Regions from separate parts of the Homo sapiens genome. Here region 2 is linked to region 1. A link is a contact called in ENCODE Hi-C data. All regions are on one chromosome and are shown on one strand. Each heading gives the region's core, a stretch centred on a gene start or an enhancer-like site at or near the end of the contact. The rest is flanking DNA. Distances are from core to core; before and after follow the strand shown.

Region 1 (6,323 bases), core at 2,039-4,538:
TAGGAACTCTGCCCAGCTCCTCCTGTGTCTGTCTCAAGCATGGGGCTCCCCACACCACCGACAAGACAAGCCACTGCCTTTATTTCTACAGAATGCACGGAGAGCAATACCAAGCAAATCCAAGCTTGGCAAATCCAAGCACACAACTCAACAGTGGGCATGGGGGTCTCACCCTTGCCCTGACCCCAAGGGGGCAAAACCAAGGTCTTGATCCACATGAATCCTGCTGTTACATCAGTACAATTTCTTGCATCCTTCCCTGAGGCCAAGAGAGCCCCCCAGTCTGTGCGGAATGGAATGGAAGAGCTCCCTTGTATACGTTATTTCCTTTTGTTTTCACAAGACCTTGTGAGGCTGGCTTCAGTCCCAGTTTATAGAAGAAACCTGAGGATCAGAGAAGTGAAGGCCAACTCTGTCTGAGCAGGGGTCCAAGCCTGGCTCTCCCTACCCCCAAACCCAAATGCTCTCCATTGCACCACCCGCCCACCCCAGTCTGTCAGCTGACTCGGATCAAGTCCAGTGTCTCTCTAGCCTGAGCTCCAGGAAGGCCACAGCTCTTAGGCGCATGACCCACACCAGGAGGTTTCAGTCTAGACAGGAGCTGGGAAGAACTTAAGCCCCTGGGCCAATCAGCAGGGGAGGAGGCCCAGCCTGTGGTTCCAAACACCAGGTCTTACTCAGTGTCCCCAACCACAAGCCACAGGTGAGTCAGCATGCCACTTCCCGAGCTGGGTCCCACTCCACGCCCTCACTTCTGTTCTTAGAAAAGGACGACCAGGCAATCTTGTAAAACCTTTGCTTCCCATTACTCGGCCCACACAGTCACCTGTGTGGCCTCTTTAGCTACATGAATCTTGCTCACCACCTTCAGCTTTTCATGCCAGCCAGCTGCCTGCCCCTTACACGTTCCTGTCTTTGGCCAGACGCAATGGCTAACGCCTGTAATCCCAGCACTTTGGCAGGCTGAGGCAGGCAGATCACCTGAGGTCGGGAGTTCGAGACTAGCCTGACCACCATGGAGAAACCCCATCTATACTAAAAATACAAAATTAGCCGGGCGTTGTGGCACATGACTAATCCCAGCTACTCGGGAGGCTGAGGCAGGAGAATCGCTTGAACCCGGGAGGTGGAGGCTGCAGTGAGCCGAGATTGCACCACTGCACTCCAGCCTGGGCAATAACAGCAAAACTCCGTCTCAAAAAAAAGAAAAAGAAGTTCCCGTCTTTAAGGATACTGTGTAACTGGAATCTTCCTCTCCAGCAATTAACACAGCCCTCTCGAATCCCTGGTGGCATAACTGCAGTTACATTCTGCACACCCCAACCTCGCCAGGGTAGACAGTGCCAGAAGAGGTGGGTCTTTTCCCTGGCGAGCTCTTCATTTGTTCACAGCCCAAAGAGCAAGAACACCCTTCAAGAAATTTTACTTCGAGGAGATGCAGGATTCCAATATGTGGGCTTTTCTGGGGACCTGAGCCTGCCATATAGCCTTCTGTCTAGGCCCCCACAGATCCTGAACCAAGGTTGCAAGAGCTTCTGAGAGGGAGAAAAAGATCAACCCAAGCACTGAAGGGGCAATGGTAATGTGCCCTCCCACCTTGTGAAGGGCTCCCCATCATGGCATTTTGGGAAGCCTTTTCCTAGAGCATCCCAGGAAATGAGGAAACACGAGCTCCCAGGCAGGAGCTGACGCCCCACATGCCACCGTGTGGTTCCCAGTACCTGGCTGAACTCCCTGCAGGTGGGAACCAAGACACCTTATTCTAGGTATGGGCAAAGGACCCAGCCAAAGTCAGTTCTATGCTACATTTTGCATAGGTAGTGACAATGACAGTAATCTGCATTTTGAAGGAGCCGAAACCTCTAAAAACATCTACTTTGGCCAGGCATGGTGGCTCACGCCTATAATCCCAACACTTTGGGAGGCTGAGGCAGGCAGATCACTTGAGGTCAGGAGTTCGAGACCGGCCTGGCCAACATGGTAAAACCCTGTCTCTACTAAAAATACAAAAATGAGCCAGGCGTGGTGGTGGGCGCCTGTAATCCCAGCTACTCGGGAGGCTGAGGCAGGAGAATTGCTTGAATCTGGGAAGCAGAGGTTGCAGTGAGCTGAGATCGCCTGAGTGATCCAGCCTGAGCAACAGAGCAAGATTCTGTCTCAAAATCAAAAAAACAAAAAACAAAAAACAAAAAAACCCCACATCTACTTTCTCAGTAATACTTCGTTGTGGATGACCGCTCCATCGAGGGCAGCTGGAGTTGTCCGGAGAGTGGCCAAGCTCTAGTCTTCCTTCCCTTTATCCCTTCTGTGGCTCTGGCTAAAAATACTTTTTACTTTGCCCTATGGCTGCCTGATTCTTGGCCTAGGAATAAGTCCAGAAACCTTAAAAACAAAGATAACACAACACAGCCCCCAGCAACCCAAATATGAAGCAACAAATGTGAAATTAAGAAACCACAGGCCAGGTGCAGGAAACAGGAAATCCTGCACTGCGCAGAACTTTTCACCATGGTCCCAAAGACAACCCTCAGGCCGAGGCTCTTGTTCTTATGACCCCCAAAGGTCCAGTGAAGCCCCAAGGAAGCCCACCTTACCGTCAGAACTCCAGGGGAAAAGGGTCGTGGCATTGGGATGGAGGGCGCCCTGTGGACCACCTGGCTACCAGCTTTTTTTATTTTTATTTTTTGAGACAAAGTCCCACTGTGTCACTTGGGCTGGAGTGCAGTGGTATGCTCATAGCTCACTGCAGCCCTGACCTCCTGGGCTCAAGTAATCCTCCTGCCTCAGCCTCCTAAGTAGCTGGGACTACAGATGTGCACCACCAGGCCCAGCTAATTTTTTAAATTTTTTGTAGAGATGGGAGTCTTACTTTGTTGCCCAGGCTGGTCTCGAACTCCTGGCTTCAAGTGATCCTTCCCCTTCTGCCTCCCAAAGTGCTGGGATTACAAGTATAAGCCACTACACCCGGCCCTGCCACCTTCTTCTGAGGCCCGTATTCCTCAAAGTGTGATCCCCGACCAGTAGGAGTATGGTCCCACCTGGGCACCTGCTAGAAATGTGGCCTCTCAGGCCCCACCTCAGTGCTACTGAAGTGGAATCTGCCTGTAAACAAGATGCACAGGTGGTTGTGGGAGAAGCTTAGGGTAAAGCCTGTCTGGAAAGAGGCAGAGTCTCCCCCTTGGGCTAGTACCTCAGGATTCTCAGCTTTGGGGAACCCAGTGGGCCCTGAAGCCTTTGGCCTTGATGAGAGAAATCTAGATGCCTCCTGCCACTTCCTCATTTGCTGCTTGCCCCCACACAGCAGGGTTCGGAACACCTTCCCCTCCTGTGGTTAGTTCCTGCCCGATCAGGAAGGAGCACTGGCTTTGTAATCCTTTCTCAGTTCCTTATCTGCCCAATAGGGTCAACAACCAGACAGTAAATGCAGCTCCTGTCCATGGGTCCCTGCCCTGTTCCTTAACCATGAGAGCAGATGCCCCCGTTTCCAGGGAACACATAAGCAGGTGCAGTTCACAAGTGAATCACTTGCCCTGGGAAGGTGTTTTGAATGCCGCTACCCCTTGGTTCTCTGCCTCCTGGACTTAGGGACTCTGGGGTATGTGGCTGAGGGAGTGGGAACTCCAAGCCACATGCAAAGCATGGTGTTTAATACAGGAACATCCATTGTCCTCAATGATAAGTTATGTAAATTATTATTTTTAGATACAAACTTAAGAACATATTATGGAGGAAAATGCAAAATCCCAATGAATTCTAGGTTAAAATAGGAGACTCCAAGAAACTTCTGGGTTGTTGGCAGGTGGCTGCTTTGGACCACAGGGTCTGGGAGGATGAGGAAGCAGTGCTGTGGGGAGCTTTCCTCTGCCTTCAGAGGAATCCGATGAAAGGGTCTGAGGAACACCGCCTTTTCTCATCTCTCTGGAGACCATGGTAGATAGCCTGGCCCTCCAGGCAGCCACAGTGCTCCCAGTAGCCTCTGGAGTGCCCGAGGCCACATGCCCACTGAGAGCCTTTGGCTTCAAGAGATCCCAGTGATGGATCTCAAGGCCCCAACAAGGTCTTCAGGGGAATCTGAGCCCCCCGAAAGCCATATGAACTTAAAACAATTAGATCCCAAGAACAGAAAGGACACTGTAAGTTTCTTCTGTGGTTCATTGTCCCACAGAAATCCTAACCACAGAGGCCATGCATTCTGGGAGGGCCAGGGAGAGACATAAATATAAAGTCATCAGGACAGGAAAAGAGCTAAAAAAATTAAAAGCTACATTCTCTTCCTAAACTACCCACAGAACAGCTCCAGGCAAGGCCCATGTCATCTAGACCAATGCCGTAACCACAGAGATTGGGAGATACAGAACTGACGCATCAGAAATGTGGTGATGCAGGACCATGGGCGTGAGTTACCAAAGCCCATGGCCATCAGCAGGAACTGTGACCGGCCAAACAAAGACAAATGGCTCCTGGGGAAATCTACCTAGCGCTGGGTGGCCTACAGGTTTGGGGGTAGGATTGGGGAACTCACAAATTTAATAAAGACCAAGGTGGGCAAGGACCCACAAAAGGGTCCTAAGACACGAAGGAGGTGGCAGGTCCAAAGGCTCTTCAGAGATGGACAAGAGGAATCAGAGATGAGAGATGGGCTCAGAGAAATTTAGAAACTTGGTCTTGCTCACAAACAGAGCAAACTTCAGAGCCAGGATAGAACCCAGGCCCACCAAATGCCACACTCTATCCTCTCCCCTTAACCTCTGGTCATTCCATTCCAGATTACTTGCTTCAAAAAGAGCCACGAGGCCGAGCAGAGCTGTAATCAGGCTCATGCCTGTAATCCCAGTACTTTGGGAAGCTGAGGCAGGAGGATCGCTTGAGCCCAGGAGTTTGAGACCAGCCTGGGCAACACAGGGAGACCCTGTCTCTACAAAAAATAAGAAATAAATTAGCCAGAAGTGGTGACATGTGCTGTAGGTCCAGCTATTCAGGAGGCTGAGGTAGGAGGATCTCTTGAGCCCAGGACATCGAGGCCGCAGTGAGCCATGATCATGGCACTGCACTACAGTCTGGGTGACAGAGCACAAGCCCATCTCAAAAATAAAAAAAGCAACAAGAGCCACTGACCCCACACAGAACAGGCCAAGCTGAATGTGATTAAAAGACAGACACAGCCCCACTCTGCGAGGTTCATAGGTAATCCCACCCCACTGCCAAGATCTGTTCCTCAGGCTACAGTTCTTTTTTTGAGACGGAGTCTCGCTCTGTTGCCCAGGCTGGAGTGCAGTGGCGCAATCTCGGCTCATTGCAACCTCCGCCTCGGGTTACAGTTCTAATCAGAGCAGTACACAAACATAACAGAGGCTCCCTTCTGCTCTCGCTCTCCTCTGTCCTGCCTGTCCTCCCTCTGGCTGAGGTGCTAAGGAGCAGGAGCTGAGGACCGCAGAGGGCTGGATAAACCTAGCAGTGGACACCTGGAAACCCAGGTTGTCAGGTGAAAATGGGGCCGTAAGGTCAGGAATGCCACCTGCTCAGAGGGCAAGCTGCAGCCCACAAGAAAAGTCTGAGGCCAGGGGGCAAAGCCACGGCCAGGACTCACCTTGGCTGCCAGCCCCTGAGCCCACAGCATTGCTCTGATGCTCTGGGTGGATTTGGGGCAGAGGCTCTCATTTTGGGGGGTGACACAGGCTCAAAGGCATGATCCATGGCAGCTCAGGGCTCCTAGGAGAAGCCTTTTTAGTGGCCCCTCAAATGAAAGGTGCAAAACAGTGGGGGACCAGAGCCTGGGGAACAAGTTGGGCTGGAGACCAAAGCACAGCCACAGGTCCCCTCATCCAACAATAGCTAACAGGTATCAACGAGGAGCCTGCTCTGTGCTGGGTCCACCCTAGGCAAGGACAACAAACTTGGTGCCTGCCCTTAGGAGCTTATGGTCCGGGGGGGTGGGTGGCAATAAACAATTAGACACATACTAAGTTGAACCACACAAAACTGCCATTTTTGTAGGTCATAATTGGTTAAACAATTTCATATGATTGCCTTAAATACTACAAAGAAAACTAACAGAAAGTAGTCCTTAAGAATAACAAGGGGACCAGGCACAGTGGCTCACACCTATAATCCCAGCACTTTGGGAGGCCAAGGCAGGAGGATCACTTGAGCCCAGGAGTTCAAGACCAACCTGGGCAATATGACGAAATCCTGCCTCTACTAAAAATACAAAAAAAATAGCCAGGTGTGGTGGTGTGTGCCTGTAGTCCCAGCTACTCGGGAGGCTGAGGCAGGACGATGGCTTGAGCCTGAGAGACGGAGGTTGCAGTGAGCTGAGATCGTGC
Region 2 (5,828 bases), core at 3,074-5,573, 800 kb after region 1:
GTTTTACTGTGTTAGCCAGCATGGTCTCGATCTCCTGACCTCGTGATCCACCTGCTTTGGCCTCCCAAAGTGCTGGGATTACAGGCGTGAGCCACTGCACCCAGCCTAAAACCATAAAATCTTTAGAAGAAAATAGAAAATCTTCATGACTTTGGAGTAGGCAAAACTTTCTTAGATGTGACACTAAAAGCAAAAGTGACCAAAAAAATAGATAAATGGAACTTAATCAAAATTTAAAAACATTTGTGCTTTAGAGGGCACCATCAAGAAGGTGAAAAGATAACTCACAGAATGGAACAAAATATTTGCAAATCATTTGTCTGATAAAGAACTTGTTTTTAGAATATATAAAGAACTCTTAAACTCAATAACAAAAAGACAACCAAATTTAAAAATTGGCAAAGCATCTAAATAGACATCTCTCCAAAGAATATATACAAATGACCAACAGAACGAAAAAAGATGCTCAACATCCTTAGTCATCAGAGAAATGCAAATCAAAACCCACAACAGAATACTACTTCACACCCATTAGTATGGCTACAATGAAAACAATAGGTAATAACAAGTGTCGACAAAGAAACCAGAACCCCCATGCACTGCTGGTGGAGGTGTAAAATGGTGCAGGCACTTTGGAAAACAGTTTGGTGGGTCCTGAAAATGTAAAGCATGGAGTTATTCTACTATGAGCCAGCAATTCCACTCCTAGGTGTACACTTAAGACAAATAAAGACATATGTCCACACCAAAATTTCTAGACTAATGTTCATAGAACATAATAGCCAAAAGGTTGGAATAAACCTAATGTCCATCAACTGACAGATGAGTAAACAAAATGTAGTATATCCACACAATGGAATATTGTTTGTCAATACGAAGGAATGGGATGAACATGGTGGCTTGTGCTTGTAATCCCAGCACTTTGGAAGGCTGAGGCAGGAGATTCACTTGAGCCCAGGAGTTTGAGGCTGCAGTGAGCTGTGATCGTGCCATTGCACTCCAGCCTGGGCGTCAGAGTGAGGCACGTCTCTAAAAAAATAAAAAATAAAAAGGAATGAAGTACTGATACATGATAACAACATGGATGAAATTCGAAACATTATGCCAAGGGAAAGAAGCCAAACAAAAAATCACATATGATTCCATCCACATGCAATGTGTGGACAAGGCAAATTTCTAGAGATAGAAAATAGATTAGTGGTTGCCTAGGGCTGGAGAGGCTATGGGGAGATGGGGTGTGACTACTAATGAGTATGGGATTTCTTTTGGGGATGGTGAAAATGTTCTAAAATTGATTGTGATGATAGTTGCACAACTCTGAACATACTAAAACTCACTGAATTGTACACATTAAAATGTGTGAATTGTATGGTATGTGAATTATATCTCAATAGATCTACAAAAAAAAAAAAAGATGAGGTACTGTCCATTCCATGGAGCGCATGCAGAACTCTCTTGGGATCTTACCTGCAGAGACATTACATTACTGGAGGATGAATGCTATAGATACCTTTTCATATATACAAAGGCAGCAAAGATCACTAACCTTCCTCAGCTCATTGTTAAAAGTTTAAGGTCATCTGTATATCTGTTGGACAAGAGGTTGTTGAAAAAAAAGTTTAAGGTCATCTGTACATCTGTTGGACAAGAGGTTGTTGAAAAAAAAGTTTAAGGTCATCTATTTATAAGTGAATTGTCTTCTTTGTTTCAAGATGACCTAGTTTATCAATACGATGGAAAAGTAGAGAGCCATCAAACATACAAACCATCCATATCAAATTTTAAAATAAAGGGCACTACCCTTGTAAAAATATTTTTTAAAGGGTAGTAAATAGTATATAGAATTTTACCTAAAAAGAACCATAAAACAATATCGAATTCTAATTAAAAATTATGCAGGCTGAAGTGATTGGACTGCAATGTACTGATATCTGCAATTTATTTTGAGATGAATTTAAAAAAGACAGATTGATGGACAGATAGGATTGCTAGATGGACATGTGATAAAACAAATATGAGCAAAATGTTGATTGTAGAATGCAGGTGGTGGATATATGGTGCTCACTGTACAATTCTTTCAATCTTTCTGTGTTTATAAAATTGCATTAAGACGTTCGTGGGGGAAAAACAGTGTTAAAGTAAGAGGTGATTACTTAAGAAAGGAAAAGCTCCCTGCTCCAGAAAGAACCTGCATTTCCCATTCTGACAGCTGAGGAAGGAAAATAAATGCATGCAAGAAAGAATGGGATGGGGTCCATCTCTCCCACAGCAATATTCAGACATAAAGAAGAGCAATTATATATGCCACATTTGAGACTAGAAGAGTTAAAGGGGGTAATAAGAGAAATATGACAAATTGTGAAATGATTGCATAACTGACAGAAGCAGAGCCAGAAAAGTCAATCTAATGAGCTAACCTAGAATTCTAAGTCCCAGCCCTTCTAAAAGCCTTTCTACAAGTTCATGTTCAGGCAAAGGCTGAATGTAACAAATGGAGTGACTAAGGGTCTCACATAGACCAGAAAGCATAAATATGCAAGGAAGGACCCTTGATTCTGCTTTCTGTTCTCCTTAAAGGTGGCTGAGAGCTCAATGGGGGTGCTCAGAGTGTGCAGATGTTGGATGCCAAAGAAAACCTACTTCTCGAAGGTGAGCCCCAGTTCTGGTCTCAGTTCCTCTTTTCTTTCTTTCTTTTTTTTCTTTTTTTCTTTTTTTCTTTTTTTTTTTTTTTGAGACGGAGTCTCGCTCTCTAGCCCAGGCTGGAGTGCAGTGGCACGATTTTGGCTCACTGCAAGCTCCACCTCCCGGGTTTACGCCATTCTCCTGCCTCAGCCTCCAGCCTCCTCAAGTAGCTGGGACTACAGGCGCCCGCCACCACGCCCGGCTTTATTTTATTTTATTTTATTTTATTTTGTTTTATTTTTGTATTTTTAGTAGAGATGGGGTTTCACTGTGTTAGCCAGGATGGTCTCGATCTCCTGACCTCGTGATCCACATGCTTCGGCCTCCCAAAGTGCTGGGATTACAGACGTGAGCCACCACGCCCAGCCCACCCTCTTTTCTTGTTAAGGATAGGGTGTGACAAGAGGGTCCTGGCTCCTTCTTACATACATGTCCCATCCACAGGTGGGCTCTTAAGTGCCTGCTGGAGTGAGGGTAGGGGTTAGGGATGCGGCTGTTCTTTCCCAAAGACTACTCAGGGGCTGGTTAGTGCAGAGCTATCGCAGCCTGGCGACAGCCCTCAGTCACAGGCAAGCTTAGGGGAACCTGTGGTGCTTGAAAGACAAAAGGCTTCTTGCCGGACTGACTTCAGGAAACGGGGTAGCCCTAAAGCAGTCATCCCCACCCCATTACAAAGAGCTTCTCTCTTTCCCACGCTGATCCTTCTCCCCCGAAGAAGCTCCGTCCAAGTAAATTTCTTACCTTTTTTTTTTTTTTTTTTTTGAGACAAGGTCTGGCTCTGTCACTCAGGTCGCCCAGGCTGGAGTGCAGTGGTGCAATCTCGGTTCACTGCAACCTCCACCTCCCGGGTTCAAGCGATTCTCCTGCCTCAGCCTCCCGAGTAGCTGGGACTACAGGCCGTGCCACCACACCCGGCTAATTTTTGTATTTTTAGTAGAGATGGGGTTTCACCATGTTGGCCAGGCTGGTCTTGAACTCTTGACCTCAGGTGATCCGCCCACCTCGGGCTCCCAAAGTGCTGGGATTACAGGCGTGAGACACCGCGCCCAGCCCGTCCAAGTCAATTTCTAGAGCTAGAACTTCCTCATGCTCTAAAGACAGGACCCCAACTCCTCAGAGCCAGGATTCCCAACCTTTCAGATCTGGAGCTCCCCATCATGCCTTAGAGTTCTGTCCCCACGCTCCAATCCTTCAGATTTGGATCTCCCCTTCACACACACCCTCGCCTTGCCCCAAAGTCAGCATCCCCCAGCGCTGAGATATGAAGACCACCCCGTCAAAGGGGCACACGCCCAGCCCTCAGAACCGGAGTCCCCCACATCCTCAGAGCCAGAACACTTCATCCCTCAAGACAGAGCGTTATTCTAACTCCTCAGAGCCAGCCCCCCAAATCCTTCCCGGCTGGGGGCCCCTCGCTCTCTCCCATGCCCCAGAGCCAGGTCTCGAACCACTTAGCCCCAATCCTTGGCCACAGCGGCCCCCATTCGCCGCTTTGGTGCTTTTGGCGCCCCCGCCAGAGCGGGCTCCGTACCATGGTCGCGGCTCCAGCAGCGGGCGGGCGGGCTTGTGACCCGGCCAATAACGGTTCCCGGGGTCGCGGCGGCGCGCGCGCGGGGGGCGGGGCAGTGGGCGGGGCCTGGCGTGCGCCGGGTGGTCTCGCGGGCGGTGGCAGGTGAGCGGCGGGCGGGGATGGCGGAGCAATGGGAGCTGGACGAGGAAGGCATTCGCCGCCTGGGGGCGCTGACGCTGGAGCAGCCGGGTAGGGTCTGGCCGGGAGGGTGTGGACTGGGAACGTAGGGTCAGAAGCTGTGGAAAGAAAACTGAAGTGGAAGGCGGGGAACCTGAGATAGAGGCGAGGGAACCACAGAGAAGCGGTACCTGAGGCTGGGGGGCGGGGGGATAACTTGAGGCAGAAGGTTAGAGGGAGGTGGAGGTGGAGGAACTGAAGTAACGGGAGGGTGTGGGGCAGAGCCCGAGGAATTGAGAGAGAAGAGGGGAGTGTGAAGTAGGGAAGGAGAAACAAGGTTAACAGGGGACCCTGCCGCAGGTGACAGAACTGCGGGGGGCGGTGGCTGACCGCTGTAATCCCAGCACTTTGGGAGGCGGAGGCGGGTGGATCACCTGAGCGTGGCCAACATGGTGAAACCCCGTCTCTACTAAAATACAAAAATTAGCCCGGCGTGGTGGTTCAAGTCTATAATCCCAGCTACTCGGGAGGCTGAGGCAGGAGAATCGCTTGAACCCGGGAGGCGGAGGTTGCAGTTAGCCGAGATCGCACCACTGCACTGCAGCCTGGGCGACAGAGCGAGACTCCATCTCAAAAATAATAATAATAAATAAAATAAATAAATAATAAAATGTCTATTAGACATCCAAGTGTAAGGTACCTAGTAGGCAGTTGGATATATGGGTCTGGACCTCAGAGGAGAGGTCAGGGTTAGAGATGAAAATTTTGGAGACATTAGCAATAGGTGGTATTTAAAGCTACGGGAGTGGATGAACTCAGCTAAGGAGAGAATGTCGATGGAGAAGTGAAAGAAAGCTTAAGACTCAACCTTGGAATATTTCAGTGTTTAGAGGTTGTATAGAGGAAGAATGTGGTATCTTGGAATTTGAGAAGGGGTAGTGTATCGAGCAAGCAATGGCCAACTGTGCCAAATGCTATTGACAGGCTGAGCAACTTAAATGCAGAGTGTCTGTTAGATTTAGCAACATGGAACTTACTGGTGACCTTGACAGAGGGAGTTTTGGGAGGGTGGGGAGGAGGGAAACCAGATTGGAGTGGGATGAAAAAGGGAAATGATATTTGAGGGGAAGAGACAGTGAAAGTAAGAACTTTTGCTGAAAATTTTAGCTGTAAAAGAGACTGCAGAAATAGATGGTAGCTGAAGCGTATGATGTGCAGTCAAGAACAGAACAGGAAGGATATACTAGAGCATGTCGGTAGTCTAATGATTAATTTGGTAGAGGGGGGAAATATGTAATATTTACTCATTTTGACTGTTAAAATAATTCAATTAATTTATTCTGTGGGTAATATAATAATTGTACAGTGAGGGCCAGGCGCGGTGGCTCACGACTGTAATCCCAGCACTCTGGGAGGCCGAGGCGGGCGGATCACGAGTCAGGAGATCGAGACCATCCTG

Evidence for each region. Hi-C counts contacts between places; a loop is a spot of excess contacts on that map. Pooled maps may share reads with other maps.
Region 2: a pooled map shows a loop between it and region 1 (3-fold over the local background). The contact joins the promoter of LRRC36 here to the enhancer-like site in region 1. A Hi-C loop is called at or near these places in 2 of 37 single-sample maps with no recorded cell type and 5 of 50 pooled maps.

What each region holds. Positions count from the first base shown.
Region 1 is chr16:66,521,668-66,527,990 of GRCh38, forward strand. All of the region lies in intron 6 of TK2 (thymidine kinase 2), which reads right to left. Among named protein-coding and RNA genes, the nearest start is that of TK2, 25 kb to the right of the region's middle. RefSeq lists enhancers at 766-835, 2,235-2,344, 2,565-2,694. Within about 2 kb of position 3,289, at least 21 of the 41 ENCODE cell types and tissues checked have a DNase peak (open chromatin) inside an H3K27ac peak, as active enhancers do.
Region 2 is chr16:67,322,492-67,328,319 of GRCh38, forward strand. LRRC36 (leucine rich repeat containing 36) reads left to right here and starts at 4,324. Exons shown (of 14, transcript NM_018296.6): 1 at 4,324-4,441. The coding sequence starts at 4,372. KCTD19 (potassium channel tetramerization domain containing 19) reads right to left here and starts at 4,250. Exons shown (of 16, transcript NM_001100915.3): 1 at 4,214-4,250. The coding sequence starts at 4,216. RefSeq lists an enhancer at 2,382-2,461 and a silencer at 4,217-4,366.